Linked DNA regions of Homo sapiens: region 2 is linked to region 1. Evidence: read pairs that join two places in POLR2A ChIA-PET (ENCODE). Cell type or tissue: OCI-LY7. All regions are shown on one strand. Each heading gives the region's core, and the rest is flanking DNA. Links, peaks and the distances in the headings are about the cores only.

The links. Peaks named below come from ENCODE experiments on the same cell type or tissue, not always from the same donor. Only the 100,000 strongest peaks of a DNase experiment are listed, where the experiment ranks them.
Region 2: POLR2A ChIA-PET joins it to region 1 with 7 read pairs; 2 of 35 experiments call an interaction of 5 or more read pairs at or near these places.

Annotation. Positions count from the first base shown.
Region 1 is chr20:43,951,881-43,962,822 of GRCh38, reverse strand. The region is part of intron 1 of TOX2 (TOX high mobility group box family member 2); the gene reads right to left. Among named protein-coding and RNA genes, the nearest start is that of TOX2, 42 kb to the right of the region's middle. RefSeq lists a silencer at 3,260-3,554 and enhancers at 3,260-3,554, 6,217-6,851, 7,324-7,373, 6,985-8,184. In OCI-LY7, for the core only: no CTCF peak of the experiment used is centred there; no DNase peak of the experiment used is centred there.
Region 2 is chr20:43,716,355-43,727,296 of GRCh38, reverse strand. It overlaps MYBL2 (MYB proto-oncogene like 2), which reads right to left. Exons shown (of 14, transcript NM_002466.4): 14 at 10,815-10,942. GTSF1L (gametocyte specific factor 1 like) reads left to right here and starts at 295. Exons shown (of 1, transcript NM_176791.4): 1 at 295-1,133. The coding sequence starts at 603. The coding sequence ends at 1,049. RefSeq lists an enhancer at 4,893-4,962 and a silencer at 6,682-6,882. In OCI-LY7, for the core only: no CTCF peak of the experiment used is centred there; DNase peaks (open chromatin) are centred at 1,791, 4,636, 5,266 and 6,065; H3K4me3 peaks cover 2,175 bases; H3K27ac peaks cover 6,208 bases.

The DNA of each region.
Region 1 (10,942 bases), core at 1,082-9,081:
GCCTGCATTGTATTTCTACTGGATGGTGCTGGTCTAGACACTGCCCTAGTCATTATCTGCTCCTGACCCAGAACCCCAGAGACGGAAGAGCTGACATCATCAGCAGTAGCCGAATCCATTTCTCTGTGATAGATATGGGAGAAATGGGGTTTGCAGAGGGAGAGTGACCTGTTGAAGGCAAGAGTCTGGTAACGAGGCATTCATTCATCCAACAAATGTTAACTGAGGCCTTAACTATGTACGCTCTGGGTACTGGGAAACAGCAGAGAACAAAGTAGAGGGCCACATCCCAGTCTAGGGCTCTGCCCTGAAGCCAGTTTGCAGGCTGGGGGTGAACGTGGTGATGACGCAGGAATCTCGCCCCAGCCATGGGATCCTGGGGACCTGGGCAGCTGGACTCAGCACCAGCCCCTCAGCCCCTCACAGTTGGCTGGATCGCAGATCTCATAAGCTGCAGGCAGGAACTCCAGCTCCAACCTAGGGCAGCTCTGCCCCCAGGACCACCAGTGAGTCCCATCCCAGTACACTCACCAGCTGCAGCTGCCCAGAGGGCCGGGCCTGATGGGCAGGGCAGCCCCCTAACATAGATAGCATGGAGGCCTGGCAGGCCTGTATTTCTTCCTTCCCTGGTACTGCCACTGGTAGCTCACACACCGTCTGCATTACTGCAGATTTATGGCAAAAATTATCCTCTCTCTCAGCTCCATTTAAAGCCATTTGGAGCTCTCTCCCATCCCCGATTGTAAATCTAATTGCACATTCCAAACAGACAAGCGCTCATTAAGCTTTAATTATGCACATGTTGTTTTCAACAAACATTTTCATTTGGCGCTGTGAGGGGGAATGGTTCAAAGAGGGCTGCAGACGCTGCCTGGGGCTGGAGGGAGCTGGGCTGGGAAGTGGGTCAAGGTGTAATGAGATGAGGCCATCCAAGGGGCAGGGCCAGGACCTCATCTGATTGGGCTCGCGACTTTGAGGCCTTTCTCTGGGCTTCTGCTGTGGGGGATGCCAATGTACGTGCTCTCGGCTGGTCTCACCCACCGGCACTCCCCACGTCCCCAGAGTCTCATCGAAGCCAGGCCCATGGACCTCTCCAGTGACAGGAGGGAAGGTAGGGACCCACAGTCTGGCTCAGAAGGATAAAACCCCCAACCAAAAGCCAGTTTCATCAGAGCCTGTGGGCTCGTCCCTGCTCCCACCCACCCGCCACAGTGCAGCTGGAGGCCTCCTCTTCAGCACCATCTTCCCTTCCCTCATTCGTTCACTCATTTATTCCACAACCATTGACTGAGCATCAGTTGGCTCAGGCAGTGCAGGGTCAGTGGGGACCATGATGGGTAAGGCCTCTGCGTGGCTCTCCCCAAGTCACTCTCCATCAAGTCCCATCCCCTCCACTGGGGAAAAGTTTTAATTCTTGGCCACAACATTCACTTGAGCATCTGCCGCCTGCCAGCCCAACAGTCCAGGCTGCCTCCCACCCATCACGCGCCCATCCCCTCTTCTGCCTTTCCAAGCCCCCTGCCCAGATCACACTCTCCCCCACACCTCATCCAGACCTCTGCAGCAGCTGTGTCTCCACCTGAAACTCCCTGCTTTCTCTCTTCCACACCGTTCATGCCCATTCAACTCCTGTGCTGTCCTCCTTCCAGAAGCCATTGCTGATAGCCACTCTTGGGCTGGCCTGGCCACCCCTCTGCCATGGGGGCACCCCGTAAAACATGTATTGGACCCTAGCGCCATAATATCACAACAGCCACATGTCTGGCTCCTAAGACCAGCCTGCTCACTATATCCCAAGACACCATCACCTTCAAAGATGGAAAAGACAGGCACCACTCACTGTGTGTCCTTGAAAAAGGCCTCCCCCTTTCTAGGCCTCAGTTTCCTCATTCATACCTGGAAGGGTTGAATGGGTGATGCCCTCTGAGCCCCTGGGCCGTTCCATCAGTCTTAAGTTTTATGGTCTGCCCAGGAGCTAGGCCACATTCTTCCCACCAGGAGTCATGGAGGTGACCAAGGCATGCTGACAGTGCCCGAAAGGTGCACACACAGGGTAGGAGACAGGAGTGGTAGAGAACCCAAGGCCACTCCTCAAAAAGCTTCCAAAAATACAAGCAAGTGAAATCAGCATGTGCTTTAAAATGGAAATCAGATTCCATTCAGCGTCTGGATAGCTACCTGTTGTTTCAGGTACCAAACAGACTCTGAGTGTGAAATCTACAGACAAGAAATGTACTGGGAAGTGCTATAGGGAAGTGGGGGAGCAGGACAGGCCAGAGGGACAAGCCAAACTGTGATGTAGTCACAACGGAGGCCTCCACCTGTCCCAAGGGGAGCTCTGGAACTGGGATGGCCCAGCAGAGGTGTCCCAGTTTGAGGCAGGGAGCTAAGCATTCTGTATCCCCACATGGGATGGCCATCGGATCCAGGATGCCCAGGGGGTGAGTGTTGATGACCTTGGCCAAGGCTTCCTCTTTCCACCAAAGGCACCATGGAGCTGCCCAGAGAGAGGCTCAGCTGATAGGGGCAGCAGCCAACACTCTAAGCAGCTGACAGAATGTGTGCCTGGATCTGAGGAGGGACTAGGGTGACACGCAAGAGCATCCACTAATGGCTATGATCATTTACTCATTAGAACGAATGCATGCAATGTTTACATCACACTAACAACAAGCCAGGCACTCTTAATTGAATGACAAACATCCGTTCCTATAATCCTCACGACAACCTCACAAGGTAAGTTACTGAGGCTCCCATTTTACAGAAAAGGAGACTGAGGTCGAGGGAGGTTATGTAGCTTGCCCAAGGCCACACAGCTAGGAAGGGGTGGAATGAAGATTCAAACCCAGGAAGTTCAACTCCAGAGCCTACACTCTAATGAGAAGGCTGTACTCCTGCCAGGTCTTGCCCCGTTACCTCCCATAACATGGAGCTGGCCAGCTCCCAGCTCTCCCTAGAGGCTGGGATGCAGTCAGCAGTCTAGAGCCTCAGGTTGCCCTGCGCTGCCAATATTTGTATTTGACAATTATCTATCATCCAAGCAGTTGGGAACAAGTCCCAAAACTGATTCTTACCAAAGGCAATTAACTAAAAGCCGCATGAGCGTACGTCGGGTTGCACTGTGGTGTGGGGGGAACGAGTGTGACTGAGACAATGAGCAGATGATGTGGAAGATATTTTCTCCCCAGCACTACAAAACAAGCCCTCAATCATGCCACAAAAGGCTCGTGTTGTCGGAAGGGAAATATGTCAACGACAGCGTTCGATCTTGGAGCGGTTCAAAAAGAAGAAGAAAAGAAATCTTTGAAATTGTAATTTGACCTAGAAAGGTTTTTCTAGGTCATCTGAACTTGGCACTTATGCCTCTAACCCCAAACCTAACACAGACAAAGTGCCAGGTTCACTTCCTTCTGTCAGTACCAGATAACACAGGAAATGGTATTTGTAAACACTGCTGATATATTTTTAAGCGCTGTCTCAACGTCGGCCTTTGGACTGGGAGCTGCGAGAACACTGGTGCAGCACAGCTCTGGAAGCAGGCAGATCTAGGTTCAAGTCCAGGCTCTGCACTAAGCTGCTGCATGGCAGTGGGCAGGGATCTTACCCCTCTCGTCCTCAGATTCCTCCCCTGGAGAACAGGAATGGAACAGGCAGGGTTTTGCATGCTACCTAGCAGTATGCAGAGAAAGGCCAGCTCCCCGCTTTCACCCCAGTTGCCTTCCCAGGCAGAGAGCCACCCCTCTGTTCTTGACTATTGAACCCTTCTGACCCAGATCTGGGCTGTCTCCTGGAGACCCAGGAGGGCAGTGGGGGGCTCTGTCCTAAGAGGCCTTTTCTCTCCCAGAAAACAGAAAACTGCACTCCAAGGCATGGCATGTGCCAATGAGTTATTCTAATTCATCTTCACTGTGGACCCACTAAGATAAATAATGAGGCCTCAGGGCTGGGAGGGCTTTAATCCTCTGGCTTCTGCAAATCCCACTGGGGAAACCAAGGCCAGGGCTGATGGATGGCCCACCGTTATTGGCAAGAGCATGTCCAGGGTTACAACCACCAAATTGTTGAGTCCTGTAAGCCTGCACCTCCAGAAGAAGCCAGATTTAGCCCAGTTACTGTCAAAAGCCCAAGGGCACGGTGAACATTCCTGTCTTCCCCAAGCCCTGACCTCAGCACCTACAATGTACCTGGCCATATGCCAGGTGCAGAGGGGCACTAGGGACCTAGAACCAATTCCCAGGGAAGCTCAGGTCCATAGGGAAAATGGGTATCTGCATAATGGCACCTGGAGGGGGGTGATAAAGCACTAAGGTGGAGATAGGCCAGGTGAGAGCAGTTGGTACATACCTGTGAGGTAGTGGGTCCAGAGTGAGCAAAGGCTGGGCAGCCAGGTTGGGGGAAAACCGGTATGTGTGCTGGGGAAGGGGAAGAAGGGGTGTCTAGAAGTCACTGAGGTAGGCTACAGTACAGAATGTGAGAGAGAAAATCAACATCCACTAAAGAAAACAGGTGCGTGTTTAAAGCAATATTCTTAAAGAAAGAGTAATGGAAGGATGCCCAATCTGGCCAGAGAGTGAAACATTCCGTGAAGCCACAATTAAAGCAGTGTGGCAGTAACAGAAAACAAGAATTCTAAAATCAATGAAACAGAAGGAAAAGTACAATGTTGGACCCAACTAGGTATGGAAACGTATCAAGATTAAGGAGGGCATTTCAGAGGGAAGACCACGTAAAGACACAAGGGGAAGCTGTCCACCTGCAAGCCTAGGAGAGAGGCTGATATGATTTAGCTCTATGTCCCCACCCAAGTCTCATGTCGAATTGTAATGCCCAATTTTGGAGGAGGGACATGGTGAGGTAATTGGATCTTGGGGGCGGATATCCCCCTTGCTGTTCTCGTGATAGTGAGTTCTCATGAGATCTGGTTGTTTGAAAGTGTGTAACGCTTCCCCACTTGCTCTGTCTCTCCTGCTGGCCATGTGAAGTGTACCTGCCACCCTTTCACCTTCTGCCACGGTTGTAAGTTTTCTGAGACCTCCCCAGAAGCAGAAGCTTGTACAGCTCACAGAATCGTGAGCCAAATAAACCTCTTCATAAATTACCCAGTCTCAGGTATGTCTTTATAGAAGTGTAAGAACAAACTAATACAGAGGCCTCAGATGGAATCAACCCTGCCAACACCTTGATCTCATACTTCTGACCTCTAGCCCTGTGAGAAAATAAATATTTGTTTAAGCCAAAAAAAAAAAAAAAAAAAAGAGGGCATTTACTTTATGCCAGGTAACATGTGATGTGCTTTGCACATGATCTTCTGCTCAATCTTGACAACGGTCCTAGGAGGAAGATATCATCCAGTTTTACAGAGGAAAAAACAAGCCCAATTTAAGCAACGTGCTCATAGCTCACACAGAAAGTGGCAAAGCCAAAATCTTAATTCTGCTAAAGCTCACGCTTATAACAGCTACTATATTTTGTCTCCCCTTTTGCAAACAAAGAGACAAGGGCTAATTATATAATAAACAGAATGGGGACAAGAGGGTTATCCTGTCCCTATTTAGGAACAGTGAACTAGATACCCACTGCAAGACACCAACCAAAATGCATGCACTCCGAATGGATTAAAGAGTTAAACATAAAAAGTCATGTTACAGGGAAACAATCAGAAAACAGAACAGAATGTTTATCAGATCTGTGGAGCAGGATAACTTCTTCAGCCCTCGAAGCAATCACAGAGGAAGAGAGATTGACAGATTCAAATATATATGCATTAATATCTTCTGTGGAAGAAAACATAATAAAACCAAAATGAAAAGGACATCAGACTAAGAAAATATCAGCACCAACTATAAGACAGTTAATATATACAAGGTAGAAATGGCTCAGTCACATTAAACAGAAAGCAAGATGCCAACAGACAAAAAGACATGGGATTCAAACAAAAGTCACACAAGAGGCGATATCTTAAGAAACAAATATGGAAGGGAAAAAAGGGACACCTGATTCAATGGCAAGTGGGGAAATGCACATAAAATAAACTTACTGCAATGCAACTGGGATATTTCACACCACTGCGGACATGGGAAACGGGTTCCAGCCTAATGGAAGACAATATGGTGGCCACTCTTAGGCAGACACAGCTAGCCAGAGGCAGGGGACGAGCACTCAAGGGCTTAAAACAGTCTTGCTTAAAACAGCCTTTTACTCTGAGTGCTGGGGATGGTAAAGTGATATACAGAAAACAGTCTTTTTTTTTTTTTTTTTTTTTTAAAGATAGAACCTTACTCTCACCCAGGCTGGAGTGCAGTGGCATGATCTCAGCTCACTGCAACCTCGGCCTCCTGGGTTCAAGCGATTCTCCTGCCTCAGCCTCCTGAGTAGCTGGAATTACAGGCATGCGCCACCATGCCCAACTAATTTTTGTATCTTTAGTAGAGATGGGGTTTCATCATGTTGGCCAGGCTGGTCTCGAACTCCTGACCTCAGGTGATCCACCCACCTCAGCCTCCCAAAGTGCTAGGACTGATTACAGGCCTGAGCCACTGCACCTGGTGGACACACAGTCTTTGTCCCGGAGCTCATGGTCTAGGGAAGGGGACAGGACCAGGAATCAGAATATGGGTGGGTGATAAGTAGATGGGAAGCCAGGTTCGTGGGGCCTAGACAAGGGCCTTGTAAAAAGACTTCACGGAAGAGGTGGCTTCTAAGCAGATCTACCCGCAGCATGCACACAACTAGCCAGGCGAGGGCAGAGGCCAGTGGGAACAGCATTTGCCAAAGCCTGGGAGCTGGAGGGAAGGGCCCATTCATGGAATAGTAAGGCGGTGCAAGATAAGACAGAAAGGCAAGCAGGGCCTTATCACAAGGGAGCTTCAAGGGCCACACTGGGGAGATGAGACTGAAACCCGGAATGTGGGCTGCACTTCAGAAACTGGCCTCTGGCTTCTGGGTGGAGAATGGGTTGTAGATGCTAACTAAGATGGGGAAACGGGAGTCTGAGCAGGGCTTGGGCAGGGAAGAAACACTGGCTAACACAATAATAAGTAAAACAGCGTGGCAGTGATTCAAAACTAGAAATTTATACTGATGGCTAGAATGAGAAGCAGGTTTGGAGCCAGAATAAAACCATGACAGCCCCAGCATGTTATGCAGAATACGGCCTTGAGAGTCTCAGAGATGAGTGAAAAGTGCCAAGGGCAAGGGATCACCCAGGAGTCAGAAAGGGGGTGACTCATGCAATTTGCAAACCCTAATTTCCTCTCCTTGGTCACACACTTCCTTCTGATTTCTTTCTTCTGATGATTCATTAAAAAAAAATTCTCCTTTTAAATTCACATCAGAAATGTCTGAGTACCTCGGCTCACCCTGCCCTAAGCTTTAACCCCTGCCCCTGAACCAGCAAAACCCAACATAACCCCAGGTGGCTAAGAAGACACTGGCTGCCAAGAAACCAGAAGCCAGCCAAGGGGAAACAACGGGTTTCAGGCTCTGCGATGGCTGCCAGAGGCCCCCATGGGCCCTCCTGTGACCCAGGAGGGTTTTCAGCAGCTACTCACATGCACAGATCCACAGCTCTCAGCCAGAACTCGTGCAGTTTCAGAATTTGTTTGAATTTCAGAAAAGTAATGAAGTGCAAATTCTGCAAATTATGCCATAGCTTCAGTGGAGCCTCAGGCAACACCTGCAATGGAACACATTCATATTTCTGCAGTGGAACATATGAATATTCACACAAGTGGGGTGAGTAAAGATTACAAAGAGCCTCGCGTCAGCTCAGGTCAGATTTTGGGGGCCAAATGAGTTTGCAGCATATTGACAAAACAACTTCTCGTCGCAGGGCTTTTTGGATTGTAGATAAGGCAGTTTCAAGCGAATCAAGCACCAGGAGTCACGTGCTAGAAGGCTGTCCCTCTGTATGCCCATTTTACATAGGAAGAAACTGAGGCTTGGAAAGTTAAAGGGAATTGTGCAAGGTCTCATAGCTATTAAGTGGCTGAGCTGGGATCCAAACCCAGGTCTGACGTCTCTCCCCACACCCTCGTGGATCCTCCCAGAGGCTGAAATGGCAGGCAGAGCATTTAATGTGACAGAGAATGTAGACAGCACAGGGAGTGGGTCAAGGCCAGGTGCAATAGGAATGGGGCTGCCCAGGTGCCCAGAGAAATCACTGGCACTCCTCCTCAGCTGGCCCCTGCCTGGTGTCTGTCCTCCAAGGCAGGTCCAGGAGCCTCCAGCCACCCTCAAAGGTCCAGAGCTCCCTCTGCACACAGGACCCATCCTTCATCTTTCCGCAGAGGTTTGTTCGCTGAGTGCCCCCTTCATACCAGCTCCTGGGGGCTGGGACACAACGAGAAGCAAGGTAGACACAGTCCCAGCCCCTGCAGGCCTCAGAGTCCACTGCAGGAGGCAGGCAACAAACAAGCAAACACACAAAGGTGGTCACACGTTGCATTGTGCTAAGTGCTGTGCAGCAAACACAGGAAGTGTGGAGACAGGGTCTCTCTGTAGAGGCAGCAATTAAACTGAGGGAGCCCAGAAGAGAGAGAAGGAGGCTGTCAGGCAACAAGTAGTGGGTGGGAGCATTTAAGGCAGAGGGAGCAGCAATGCAAAGTCCCTGAGGTCCACAAGTAGAAGCTCTCGCATGCAGGGGGAATAACAGGCAGGACACAGTAGGCAGAGGGGCGAGGCAAGGACGTGATTTGGGGTCCTAGGGCCACCATAAGGCACTTGGATTTCATCCCAGATGGGAAGCCCTTGGAGAGTTCTTGCAGGGGAGTAACATGCTTTAATTTATAGTTTAAAAGATGACTCAGCTAGCCACGTGGAGGATGGATTCCATGAGGTTCCATTCTTTGAGTCTCAGCTTTCTCCTCTATAAAATGGATGCATGAGAAATCCTGTGAAAAGCATAGCTCAGGAGTGTCTGGCATAGAGTTGACTTCCAGAAGATGGGAGGACAAAGACAGTCTTCTAACCTAGTCGCAAACCAGGAGAACCCAGTCATCAGTCATCCATAGTCGCCCCCCTGCTCAAAATCCTACTAGGCTCCTCTCTGTCCTCAAAACAAAGATCCACCTCTTTCTCTTGGTCCTAAGGTCCTGCTTGACCTGGTCCCTGCTGATTTCTCCAGCCCCATCCTTCACCCTCCCACCATCTTCCACAGGGCCTCTACTCTCCCGCCAACTGAGCCACTCCTGGGGCATGCCAGGGCCCTTTCCCCAGAGACAAGTCCTTTACACTGACCTTGCCACCAGCCTGCCCTGCATTCCTACAGACGTGGACACACACCAACCCGGATCAGCCCAAGCAATGAGAGGCTCAAAGAGTGGCTGAGAGTGTGGGCATACATGTTGGAGCATGCGGGTTGGGAGTGGAAGGACTATGTTAAGAGACACCTCTGCCTGTGCATGAACGTGATGACAGACAGGTACAAGGGGCGCCACAACAGACAGGAGGAAGGGGTCAGTTCTGTCTGAGCAGACAGAGGCGGCTTCTATGCACTGGGTCTCAAATGATTTTCTGACTGAAGGTGATATATTAGTTTCCTAGGGCTGTTGTCACAAATCACCATAAACAGGTGACTTAAAACAACATATTCTCTTACAGTTCTGGAAAGCCCGAAGTCTAAAATCAGCCTCACTGGGCTAAAACCAAGGTGTCATCAGGGCTGGCTGGTCTGTAGGCTCTAGGAGAAAATCCATTTCCTTGCCTTTCCCTGTGTCTAGTGGCTGCTTGTGTTCCTTAGCTTGTGGTCCCTTCCTCCATCTTCATAGCCGTCACCCCAGTCTCTGCTTCCATCCTCACATCACCTTCTCCTGATTCTGCAACCCCTCCTCACTTATAAGGACCACTGTGATCCTATAGGGCCCACCCAGACAACCCATGATACTCTCCCCATCCCAAGACCCTTAATCACATCTGCAGAGCCCCTTTTGCCATTTAAAGTAACATACACAGGTTTCAAAGATTAGGACCTAGCTATACTTAGGGGTCATTATTCAGCCACCCACAGTGAGTCCCGTAAGTACCGACTAACTGTGTCTCAGTCTGCCTATATGTCTGGAGAGGGCAGAGAGGGAAGTACCTGCTGTGGTAGACTTTACTACTGCTCTCCAATATCTGGCTCTCCTCTCCTTCCTGGCACATAGGACACTACACCTCAGGCTCCCCTTACCATTTATTGGAGCTATGCGTCTAGTTTAGACCAATGGGTTATGAGCAGAAACAACGTGGGTCTCCTCTGGGTAGAAGTATAAAAAAGCAAACTTGAGATCTGCAGGCTTTCTCTAGAGGACCAGCAAGGTTCCAGATGGTCGAGACTTGACCAACCTACAGCCCTGAGTGATCTGTGGAGCAGAGCCCAACCCCTACTTCTCTGCTGATTGTCATGGAACACATAGTAAGAGCAAAAATAAGCCTTCCTTATGATAAGCAACTGAGATTCAGGGGGTTGTTACGGCAGCATAACCCTAACATGCTCAGTTAAGTTTAGGCCAGGGGCAGTGGCTCACACCTGTAATTCCAGAGCTTTGGGGGGCCAGGGCGAGAAGATAGCTGAGACTAGGAGTTTGACACCAGCCTGAGCAACATAGCAAGGCCCCGTCTCTTAGAAAAAAAAATTACTTTTCTGCTGGGCGCAGTGGCTCACGCCTGTAATTCCAGCACTTTGGGAGGCCAAGGCGGGCAGATCACGAGGTCAGGAGATCGAGACCATCCTGGCTAACATGGTGAAACCCCATCTCTACTAAAAATTTTAAAAAAAAAATCAGCCGGGTGTGGTGGCACATGCCTGTAGTTCCAGCTACTCGGGAGGGCGAGACAGGAGAATCACTTGAACCCAGGAGGTGGAGGTTGCAGTGAGCCAAGATCGCACCACTGCACTCCAGCTTGGGCGACAGAGCGAGACTCGGCCTCAAAAAAACAAACAAACAAACAAACAAAAAATTAT
Region 2 (10,942 bases), core at 1,278-9,277, 240 kb after region 1:
ACTCGGGAGCCTGAGGCAGGAGAATCACTTGAACCTGGGAGGCGGAGATTGCAGTGGGCCAAGATCGCACCACTGTACTCCAGCCTGGCAACAGAGCGAGACTCTGTCTCAAATAAAACAAAAACAAAAACAAAAAACAAATACGTACAGTTAAAAGACTTAAGTCACAACATACATCCATGAGCAATTTTAGATGGCAGCATTCCCAAAGCCATCCACCCCTCCCAAGCAGTGCACAATAGCCTCTTCCTGATGACTTAGGCTGCCCATTGTGACCACCGGTGACTGCAGCTTGACATCATAGTATATCCGTGAGTCAAGCGGCTGTGGGTTTTTGGCTCTTGCATCTGCTATAGTTCTGTCTCGGGTGCCATTTGCTAACTCTGTTCTCTGTGTAGCTGCTTTTGGCAGCTCCTCATCTCTCTTCTAATCCACCACTCACAGTCCTAGAGAACAGACCACAAGTTAAGACCGTCACCTACAGAATCCCAAGGGCCAAAACTGGGCAGAGGACAACTCCATCCTTCTTACAAAAGGGCTTCTCCACAAGAAGCATTTCCGTTAGACTCTAGCAGTGAGATACCCTGCTTCAAGAATTTCTCATGGAGCCAGAAGCCTTTGAAATTTGCCCTTATGATCCTCACCACCGAATCCCACTCAGCAGATTCCAGTACCACCTGGCATCGTGCAGGAGAAAGAACCCCAAGAAAGCCAAAAAGATGGCCACCTGCAAATACAACGCCTGCCACGTGGTCCCCATCAAAAATCTGGAGGAACATGAGGCTGTTTGTGTCAACAGGAGCGCTGTGGAAGAAGAGGACACCGAGAACCCTCTGAAAGTCAGTCCTCCTAGTTCAGAGCAGAACGATGACACCCAGCAGGTCTCACCCTGCCTTCCCAGCCCCGATATCTGGAATGTCGATGGCGCTAATTGCCAGCATGTGTTTGTCCTTAAGACTTTTTTTCCTCAAAAGGTTGTTTGTGAAAATGACACGAAAGAGTCAGCAAGAGAGACCAGTCCCCAGAAGATCCTCAGACCAGGACAGTAAACTGCCAGCTGAGGAAGGAGCACACGCCTCATCAATGCATGGAAGAACGTGCAATGCATCAGAATAAAAGACATGCAAAGTAAACTACCCTGGGCTACCTCTTTTTTTAACCTGGCAGATTGATAAATATCAAAAGGCTTAAAATACTCTGCTGGCAAAGGTAGGGCAAAATGGGCACTTTCATAACATTGGTGAGAATGTCAGTTGGTACAACCTCCACAGAGGGCAATTTGACAATAGCTATAAACATTATCAATGCATACAGGCTTTGATTGAGCAATTCCACTTCCAGGCTTCATTCTGTAAATATAATCACACATGTGGAAAATGAGCTAAGTACTAGCTTATTCACTGCAGCATTATTTGCAGCAGCAAAAGAGTTAGAAATGAGCCAGGTGTGTTGAATCACAGCTGTAGCCTGTTACTCTGGGAGCTGAGGCGAGAGGATCGCTTGAGTTCAGCCTGGGCAACATAGTGAGATCCTGTCTTAAGCAACAAAAAAAAAAGTCAAAAATGACCTAAATATCCATTAAAAGGGCCTGATTAAAAATAAGTTATACTGCAGCCATACAACAAAATATTATGCCGCCTTAAAAAAAGTGAGGAAGCTCTTTCTGTGCTGATATAGAAAGGTTGAGACACACTGTTGAGCTCAGAGGTCAGCAAACTGTTTCTGTAAAAGGCCAGATGGCAAATATCTTAGCCTTTGTCAGCCACACAGTCTGTGTTGCAACTACTCGGCCCTGCCACTGCAACACGAGAGCAGCCACATATAATATGTAAACAAATGAACAGAGGTTCCAATAAAATGCCTTACAGCCACAGGTGGCAGGCTGGACTTGACTGGTGGGCCATGGTTTGCCAACCCCCAGTTTAACTGATAAAAACCAAGTCCAGGCCGGGCCCGGTGGCTCATGCCTGTAATCCCAGCACTTTGGGAGCCGGAGGCGGGCCAATCACCTGAGGTGTGGAGTTCGAGGCCAGCCTGGCCAACATGGCAAAACCCCATCTCTACTAAAAATACAAAATTTAGCCGGGCGTGTGGTGGGCACCTGTAATCCCAGCTACTCAAGAGGCTGAGGCAGGAGAATAGCTTGAACCCGGGAGCAGAGGCTGCAGTTAGCCGAGATCACGCCATTGCAATCCAGCCTGGGTGACAGAGCGAGACTTTGTCTCAAAAAAAAAAAAGGAAAAAGAAAAGAAAAAACAAAAACAAGTCCAGAGCAGTCTATACAGTATGCCACCATTTGGGGAGAGTTGCGGGAGAAGACATGAATATGTATGTGCTTGTTTTTGCATAAAATTTCTCTTTAAGGATACTCTAGAATGGAGATCTGTCCACAAAGCCTGAAATTTTTCAACCTGTTGCCTAATAGAAAAATTTGCTTGCCTCTTCACTAGAAACTGATATTGTCTGCCTCCAGGGAAGACAAGAGAGAGCCCTTCTTTACTATTGACTCTTTAGAATCTTTTACATGGGAATATATATGAATATGTTATCTGGTCAAAAATTAAACTATATTTTTTTAAACAGCAGGTAGAAGACTTAAGTCCTTTGAAAGTTTTTCAGGAGGAAATCTTAACTGTTAAGTTTTTTTTTTGTTTTTTTGTTGAGACAGAGTCCTCGCTCTGTCGCCCAGGCTGGTGTGCAGTGGCGCAATCATAGCTCACTGTAGCCTCAACCTCTAAGGCTCAAGCAATCCTCTCGTCAAAGCCTAACAACTAGCTGGGACCACAGGCGTGCACCACCATAACTGGCTAGTTCTATTTTTTTGTAGAGATGGGGTCTCACTATGTTGCCTAGGCTCACTGCTTTTTTTTTTTTTTTTTAAGTAATCATAACTTTGCCACCCAGCTGGCCCCTTCAACTGCTTACACGAAGTATTATAAACAAAGACTTCTTGGGGGGATAAAAAGTTCTGGATGGCAGTGATTAATGAAGTGCATGAACTAGAGAACTGACATACAGGAAATAGGGGGAAAAAGTGATGTGGAGAATATATGTCTATAAACCATAGGCCAACAGGACCAGGAAAACTTACTCTTCCTGAAACTCCCTGAATTGGGCCATAAGGGAGTGAGCCTAGTGGAAGCGCTACCCACAGGGGCTCTGTCAAGACAGAGCAAGATAGAGCTGACGTCTGTCACTATGTAGTGGCAGCCTGGAGCATTCTGTAGGTATCCTCCAAGCTCCCAAAAGGCAGCTGGCCACCAGGCAGTGGGGAAAGGCAGCCCCACCAACCCTGGGCAACAGGCAAGCTTTGCAGGTTCATGCTGAGGGTTCCTGGCAAAGAGAGTGCGGTGGAAAAGCTGTGTCTTGGGGCAGAGGGTGCTCTGGCTGGCAGAGGAAGAAGAGAGAGGAACTATATTCAGGTCAGGTGCCTTGCTGAAATAATTCCATTAAATCCAGGCCACAAAACTGAGGAGCAAGTATTTTTATCTCCAATATACAGATATGAAAAGTGAGTTTCAGAAAAGCTAAATGACAGCCGGGTGTGGTGGCTCACACCTGTAATTCCAGCACTTGAGGAGGCCAAGGTGGGCAGATCACTTAAGGTCAGGAGTTCAAGGCCAACATGGCGAAACCCAGTCTCTACTAAAAATACAAAAAAATTATCTGGGCATGGTGGTGTGTGCCTGTAATCCCAGCTCCTCGGGAGGCTGAGGCAAGAGAATCACTTGAACCCAGGAGGCAGAGGTTGTAGTGAGCCGAGATTGCACCACTGCACCCCAGCCTGGGCAATAGAGCAGAACTCCGTCTCAAAAAAAAAAAAAAAAAAAACCTAAATAATGTGCCTTGGTTCACAAAGTTAGTGCATGGCAAGTGGCCTAATTGAATCCATCCCCAGCAGTTCCACTCCTAGATATGTATAAACCAGATGTGCATGACAGTTCACCAAAACATGAGGATGACATGTGCATAACAGCACTATTTTTTTTTAATTTAAAAGTAAACTTTAATTTCGAAAATGCAGACGTGGAGAGGGCAGACAGATCACACACAAGGCTACCACTTCACACTTGGAGGGTGGCACAGCAGCTGGGCAAAGCTGCTCCTCACTTCCCAGATGGTGTGGCAGCCAGGGAGAGGTGCTTCTTACTTCCCAGACTGTGGGGTGGCGAGGCAGAGGTGCTAACAGCACTATGTGTAATAGTCAGTCTGGAAGCAATCCACACATCCTTTGAGATAATGGGTAAATTGTGGAAGTCACACAACGAAAAACCAATATTGTAAATTTCAAAATTGAGAAGAGTAGACTTTAAATGGTCTCAACACACAAAAAAAGCACGTGAGGTGATAGATATGTGAATTAGCTTGGTTTAATCATTCTACTGTGTATGTATAAACATATCAAAACATCACATCATACCCCATAAACATATACAATTATTTGTCAATTAAAATTAAATTGGCCAGGTGTGGTGGCTCATGCCTCTAATTCATCCCAGCCCCACTTTGGGAGGCTGAGGCAGGAGGATCACTTGAGCCCATGAGTTCAAGACCAGCCTGGGCAACATAGTGAGACCATGTCTCTATAAAAACATTTAAAAAAATTAGCCGAGCGTGGTGGTGCACCTGCAGTCTCAGTTATTCGGGACGCCTGAGGTGGGAGGATCCCTTGAGCCCAGGATTTCAAGGCTGCAGTGAGAAAATCATATCACTACACTTCAGCCTAGATGACAGAATAAGACCATGTATAAAATAAAATAAAATATAGAAAATAAAATAGAAAATAAAACAAAATGGTCATGAGAATGAACAAATGATAACTACCCAGATCTACTTGGATGAATCTCACATAATGTGAAATTCTGTTGACATAATATTTAACGAAAATAAAAAGGCAAAGCAAAGCTGGTGTTTGATGTTAGGATGGCGGTTACCCTTCGTGGGTGGAGAGGGGGTTTCCAGTGCTGCTCTTGTTCTGTTGTTTGATCTGGGTGCTGGTTATGCGAGTCTGTTCACTTTGTGAAAACATATCCACAGCCACGTGGGATTCATGCACTCTTCTGTATGAATATTGCACTCCGATGGAAAGATTTTAACTGAACCTCTATCTAACGCTTACGGTTTTCTTCTATGGCACCATACTCCTACCCTGGCTGACAGGTATTGTCATTGGCTGCTGCCATCACATGGGCTGCAGCAGGGAGGCACCTGTGGCAGGGAAGCGCAGCGGGAGCTGCACACTCCATGGATCTGGTGCTCCCCAGGGGCCGCTGCAGCTGCCCAAATCTCAGCTGCCAACCCAGGCCTCCAGCTCCACAGAGCAGGCAGGAACCCTGCCCTACTGGACAGGGCTGCAGCTGCCCAAACTGCAGCTGTGGATCCAAGCCTTCCCGTGCTCTTAGCGGGGCTGGGAGCAGGCAAGATCTGCCTGTCTGGGTGCAGCTGCAGCCACCCGACTGGCGGCTGCAGACCTGGGCCTCCTGCTCCACAAACTAGGCAGGAGCTGGGGACAAGCAGGATCCCCACCCCTTCCAAGTTGGCGGGGCGGAAGCTCCCTGGGTGCAGCTGCAGCGGCCCTCCCAAGTGCAGGACCTGGGTATCTCTGCAGCCTGCATTCTCAGGCGGGGAATGCTCCCCATCCCTGCAGGCTCAGGGGTGTCTGCTCCCGCTGCCTGGACTATCTCCTCTCCAGGCACCTGCTCCAATCTGGGAGCAGGGTTGGGGCTGCACCCCAGGGGCCATGAATGGCAGCGGGAGTCAGATTCCTGGGCAGAAGGGGGCGAGTCCCCAGTAAGGCCCCTCCTTCAGGCCAGGGAGGGCCTGAAGGCTGGGAGCCAGCTGCCAGTCCTGAGGGCCGGAGTGGGGACTTGTGGTGCTCCCTCCCTGCTGCCCATGGCCACCCACAGAGCAATCAGCATGCACTTCACCCCCTCTGAGGTCTATAAAAGTCCCGGGCTCAGCCAGAGCAGGAGAGAGGACAGAGAAAGGGATGACCAGCTGCAGAGAGGAGCTACTGTCTCTGCTGGTAACTGGAGATAATGGGACAAACAGTAGCAGAGAGGAGCAACATCCTCCAGGGCCTCCTCTCCGCTGAGAGTTAACACTGCAGACCATCTGCCTACAGACAGAAGTTACTCACTGAGGGTCTCCTGTGAACTGTTGTAACACTCAATAAAGTTTCTCTTAATCATGTTCACCTTCCACCTGTCTGCGTACCTCCTGGACACAGGACAAGAACTCGGGTAAAGGTGCCATCAGCCACAGATGTTTCTGGCCAGAAAAGTGACAACCCAAAGAGCCCATAACAGTATGACACAGAGGATGGCATGGAATGGGGCATACTAAAATGCCAGACTTGCTGTCCAGGATTGGGCTCAAGTCCTGACTCAACCACTGTCTACCATCTTCCCTCCCAGCACTCACCTGAAACGTGGGCACTAATTTCTCCTTTGCAGGGTATATTGTGTGTAACAAAGAAATGAGAAACATGTAAAAACATACTAAGTAATAACATACTAAGAGCCCATGTTATCTGAGCACCAAGTATGTGCCATATTCTTCCCAATCCCTTCAACAAGTCTGAAGTTGAAGGATTCTCCCTATTTTACAGCCAAGGAGCCAAGGCTCAGTGCATTGAAGAGACACACAGCTCCCAAGAGCTAAGCTGGGTTTACACCCAAGTCTGTCTGATCCAAAGTAAGAGCTCTACCCAGGACTGCAGGAGGACCTGGGAGAGTCTGCCAGATGCCATGAGCCATATCTCTCCCCACTGCCTTCAGCTCTGGGGAACAAGACACAGGTATGGTCACAGTGGCTTTGAACTCCAGAATCCTTCACCCCATTCATTTCCCGCAAAGTTCCTGGAACCCTAGGTCTCCTGTTTCTCCCCAACCCTGATGAGCCCATGGCTCAGTGTTGATTTTCCTCAGTGATACACCAGGGTCTGCTGAAAAAGTGGCTAATTAAGACTCCCAAACTACTCCTGGCCTATCAAAACTGCTCCTGCCCCAGTCCCTGCCTTGCTCTGAGAAGGACATTTTATCTTTATCCTGGACCACCTTAAGTACTCACATGTCCCAGTTCCTCATGCCAGCATCTCTATCAGTCAGCTTCTGCTGTGTAACAAACCATCCTCAATCTTAGGGCTTAAAGCAATACTGATTTATTATTCTCATGACTTTGTGATCAGATGGGCAGTTCCTCCAGTCTGGGCCAGATCAGGTGAGGCTGGATGGTTTAGGGTGGCCTTACTCACGTCTGGAGTCTCAACCAGAACAGCTAGAATTCTCACCTCCTTCAGCAGATTCTCCCAGAGTCCCTCAGGGGCAAAGTCAACCACATGACCCACTCATGGGAATAGCTACAGGGAGCAGTGATCCCTAGGGAGCCATTGCTGGAACAATCTACCACAGCCTCTATATCTGTGAGCCTCTCACCTCCAGGCCATGCTGGTCACCAAATGCCAGACAATCATCTGGATCTTGCCAGAATGGCAGATTCACCCTCTGCCATTTTTTTTTTCCAAGATAGTTTTGCTCTTGTTGCCCAGGCTAGAGTAAGTGCAATGGTGCGATCTTGGCTCACCGCAACCTCCGCCTCCTGGGTTCAAGCGATTCTTCTGCCTCAGCCTCCAAAGTAGCTGGGATTACAGGCATGCGCCACCATGCCCGGCTAATTTTGTATTTTTAGTAGAGACGGAGTTTTTCCATGTTGGTCAGGCTGGTCTCAAACTCCCGACCTCAGATGATCTGCCTGCCTCGGCCTCCCAAAGTGCTGGGATTACAGACATGAGCCACCACGCCCAGCCTCCCTCTGCCATCTTAACTAAGCCTCATCTTTCCCTCCTGCCTGTCCCTCTCCCAGGCTGACCGCAGCACCCCCACTCCTGTACTACCATCCTGAACTCAGGCCCTCTGCCCCTCAGCGCTATCTGGCTAACTCTTTCTTGCTTGCCACACTAGCCTGGGAAACATCAGGCCTGGATCAATCCTCATGACCAAGTTCCCCAAACTCCTGATCAAACAGCAGCTGGGCCCCCAGCACCTCCTGAGTGGCAACCAATCTGCCTTCCCATGTGGGCTCTCCCTGTCCCCATGATGGCCAGGAGCTGTCAAATCTGACTCCTCCCCACTTTCTCTGAGCAGATGACTGGCCTCACGGTACCCCCTGCTTTACTTCAAAGTTCCCTCTGGCACATTTTATATCAATTGGTTGGTTTATATCTGTCTGCTTTTTAGAATTTAAGCTCCATGGCCGGGCGCAGTGGCTCACGCCTGTAATTCCAGCACTTTCGAAGGCTGAGGCACGCGGATCACAAGGTCAGGAGATCGAGACCATCCTGGCTAACACGGTGAAACCTTGTCTCTACTAAAAATGCAAAAAAAAAATTAGCCGGGCATGGTGGTGGGTGCCTGTAGTCCCAGCTACTCGGGAGGCTGAGGCAGGAGAATGGTGTGAACCCAGGAAGCGAAGCATGCAATGAGCCAAGATCGCACCACTGCACTCCAGCCTGGGCAACAGAGCAAGACTCCATCTCAAAAAAAAAAAAAAAAAAAAGAATTTAAGCTCCATGAGAATAAGGTAGTTTTTTGGTTTTTGTCTTTTGAGATAGGGTCTTGCTTTGTCACTCAGGCCGGAGTAGAGAGGCACAACCACAGCTCAAGAGATCCTCCCACCTCAGCTTCCTGAGTAGCTGGGACTACAGGCATGAGCCATCATGCTATCATGCTAAGTTTTTAAAATTTTTTGTAGAGATGGGGTTTCACCATGTTGCCCAGGCTGGTCTCAAACTCCTGGGCTCAAGTGATCCTCCCACCTCAGCCTCCTAAAGTACTAAATTACAGGCATGAGCCACCACACCTGGCCTGGTTTCTATCCTTTACTGCTATATCTTCAGCACTACAACTATGCCAGACATGTGGGGGTAGGGTTGGAGGGTCCCTCAATAAATGTGGTTTTGTTTTTGTTTTTGAGACAGTGTCTCCCTCTGGTTGCCCAGGCTGGAGTGCAGTGGAATGATCTCAGCTCACTGCAGCCTCGACCTCCTGGGCTCAGGTGATTCTCCCACCTCAGCCTCTCGAGGAGCTGGGACTAAAGGCACATGCCACCATGCCCAGCTAATTTTTTCTATTTTTTTTTTAGTAGACAGAGGGTTTCATGATGCTGCCCAAGCTTATCTCAAACTCCTAGACTCAAGCAATTTGGCCTCCTCGGCCTCCCAAAGTGTTGGGATTACAGGCGTGAGCCACCATACCCGGCCTAGTATTTATTTAATGCATGAACCAAAGAACAAGCCCACAGCACACAGAGCTCAGTGAGGATGGTATGTTAAGCTTGCTGTTACCTGCAGCCACTCTGTTCTTTACAGCCTCCTCCCTCCAGGACAGGAAAGGGCCTGAGGGCAGTCCCTGGGAATGAGCAAGACCTCAGGCAAGAGAGGGCATGGGGTACAAGCCCCTGGAGCCTCACAGGCGTCAGCTCAGAGTGTAGCCAGTCAACGCCCTGCATGTGAATAACCCACTGGTGGTTTGTTAAAAATCCCTTTTTGCAGGCTCCACCCCAGGTACCTGACTCAGAGGGCCCAGGAATTTTCATCATTAGCCTGCAGCGCACTGCATTTGAGTTTGACAAAGTTGTTCCACCGAGTCTTGGTGTGAGCTATAGGAGACAAGGTAATGCAGCCTCCATCCTCACCGTGGGGCACAGGTCATCCACCTTGGGTGACCAAGGACTGTAGGGAGCGGCCAGTGACAGACCTTGGGGAAGAAGTTGGGGAGGGGATAGGCTCCATGCTGACAAATCACAAAAGCTCAGGGCGTGAGTTAGGTGTGGTTCATCCATGGAACCTGCAGGTGCATGCAGCCCAGCCACATGGGCTGCGGGGTGCGGGGTGCAGGGTGGGAAGCACAGAGCCCCCGCCCCTCCTCGGCTTTAGATCAAGAACTGGGACACTGCCAGGACCAAGCACGGCATGCCTGCATGTGAATGGACAGGAGTAGGGGGACTGTAGGCGGGAGCTCAGCAGGGAGAAAGGGGTGTGTCTGAGGCCAGACACATCTGAACTCTGGCACCCTAATTAACTCAGTCCCCATCCCTCTAGAGTTGGCCGCATCTCTTGCCCCAGGTGAGGACCTGCCCCAAGTCTGCTCAACCTCTGCCCACAGGGATGTTCATGTGCCTGTCCCATGAAGCCTGCTGCTGAAAACATCAATTCCTCATTTAGACATTCTCAGACTTGGCATCTTCCCCTCTTCAATCCCCAGTGACTCTTCCCAACCACCTGCCAAGCACTGTGCTCTGTAGCCACAACCCTAGGGATTTAGGGCCACAAGGGCAGAGGCTCTGGCCCATCCTGGCCTCCTGCTCAGCCTTGGCCAATGGGGCTAGAGGGTTCTGCCCAGCTGCCTTCACCCCTCTTCCTTGCTTACTGGTCTGACCTGGGGGCCACGCTCAGCTTGAGGCAGGGGCTTGTTAATGGGCAGGTGAGCCACCCAAGGCAAGGGCCAGGCAAGGCCCTACTGCACCAACCCATCGTCCTCCTCCGCCCCCAGTCTCTGCCCACCCCCGCCCAACCCCATGGCTATTAATACTCAGAGCTTTGCAGAGATGCCCACTGGGTGCAGAGACGAGAGAAATTGCTCTCATCTCATTGTGCCCCTCTGTGGAAACAGGGTCAAGGGCTCAGGCCTGGGCTGTGCCGATAAGGCTGGCCTCTGAGGATGAGCATTCAGGTCCCTATATCCCAGAAGAGGCCCCTAGGTCACCAGGGAACCATGAGCAGGGCCCAGTAGAGAGGCAGAGTCCAGACCAGCACAAAGAGAGAGGCAATTTTATTCTTCCAAAAAAATGCACCAAGAGAGGGTGAGCACAGGAGCACCCCTGGCCACATCCCCCATCCTAAGCAGGGTCTGAGATGAGGCCAGGCCTGACGTGGGCTTGGGAG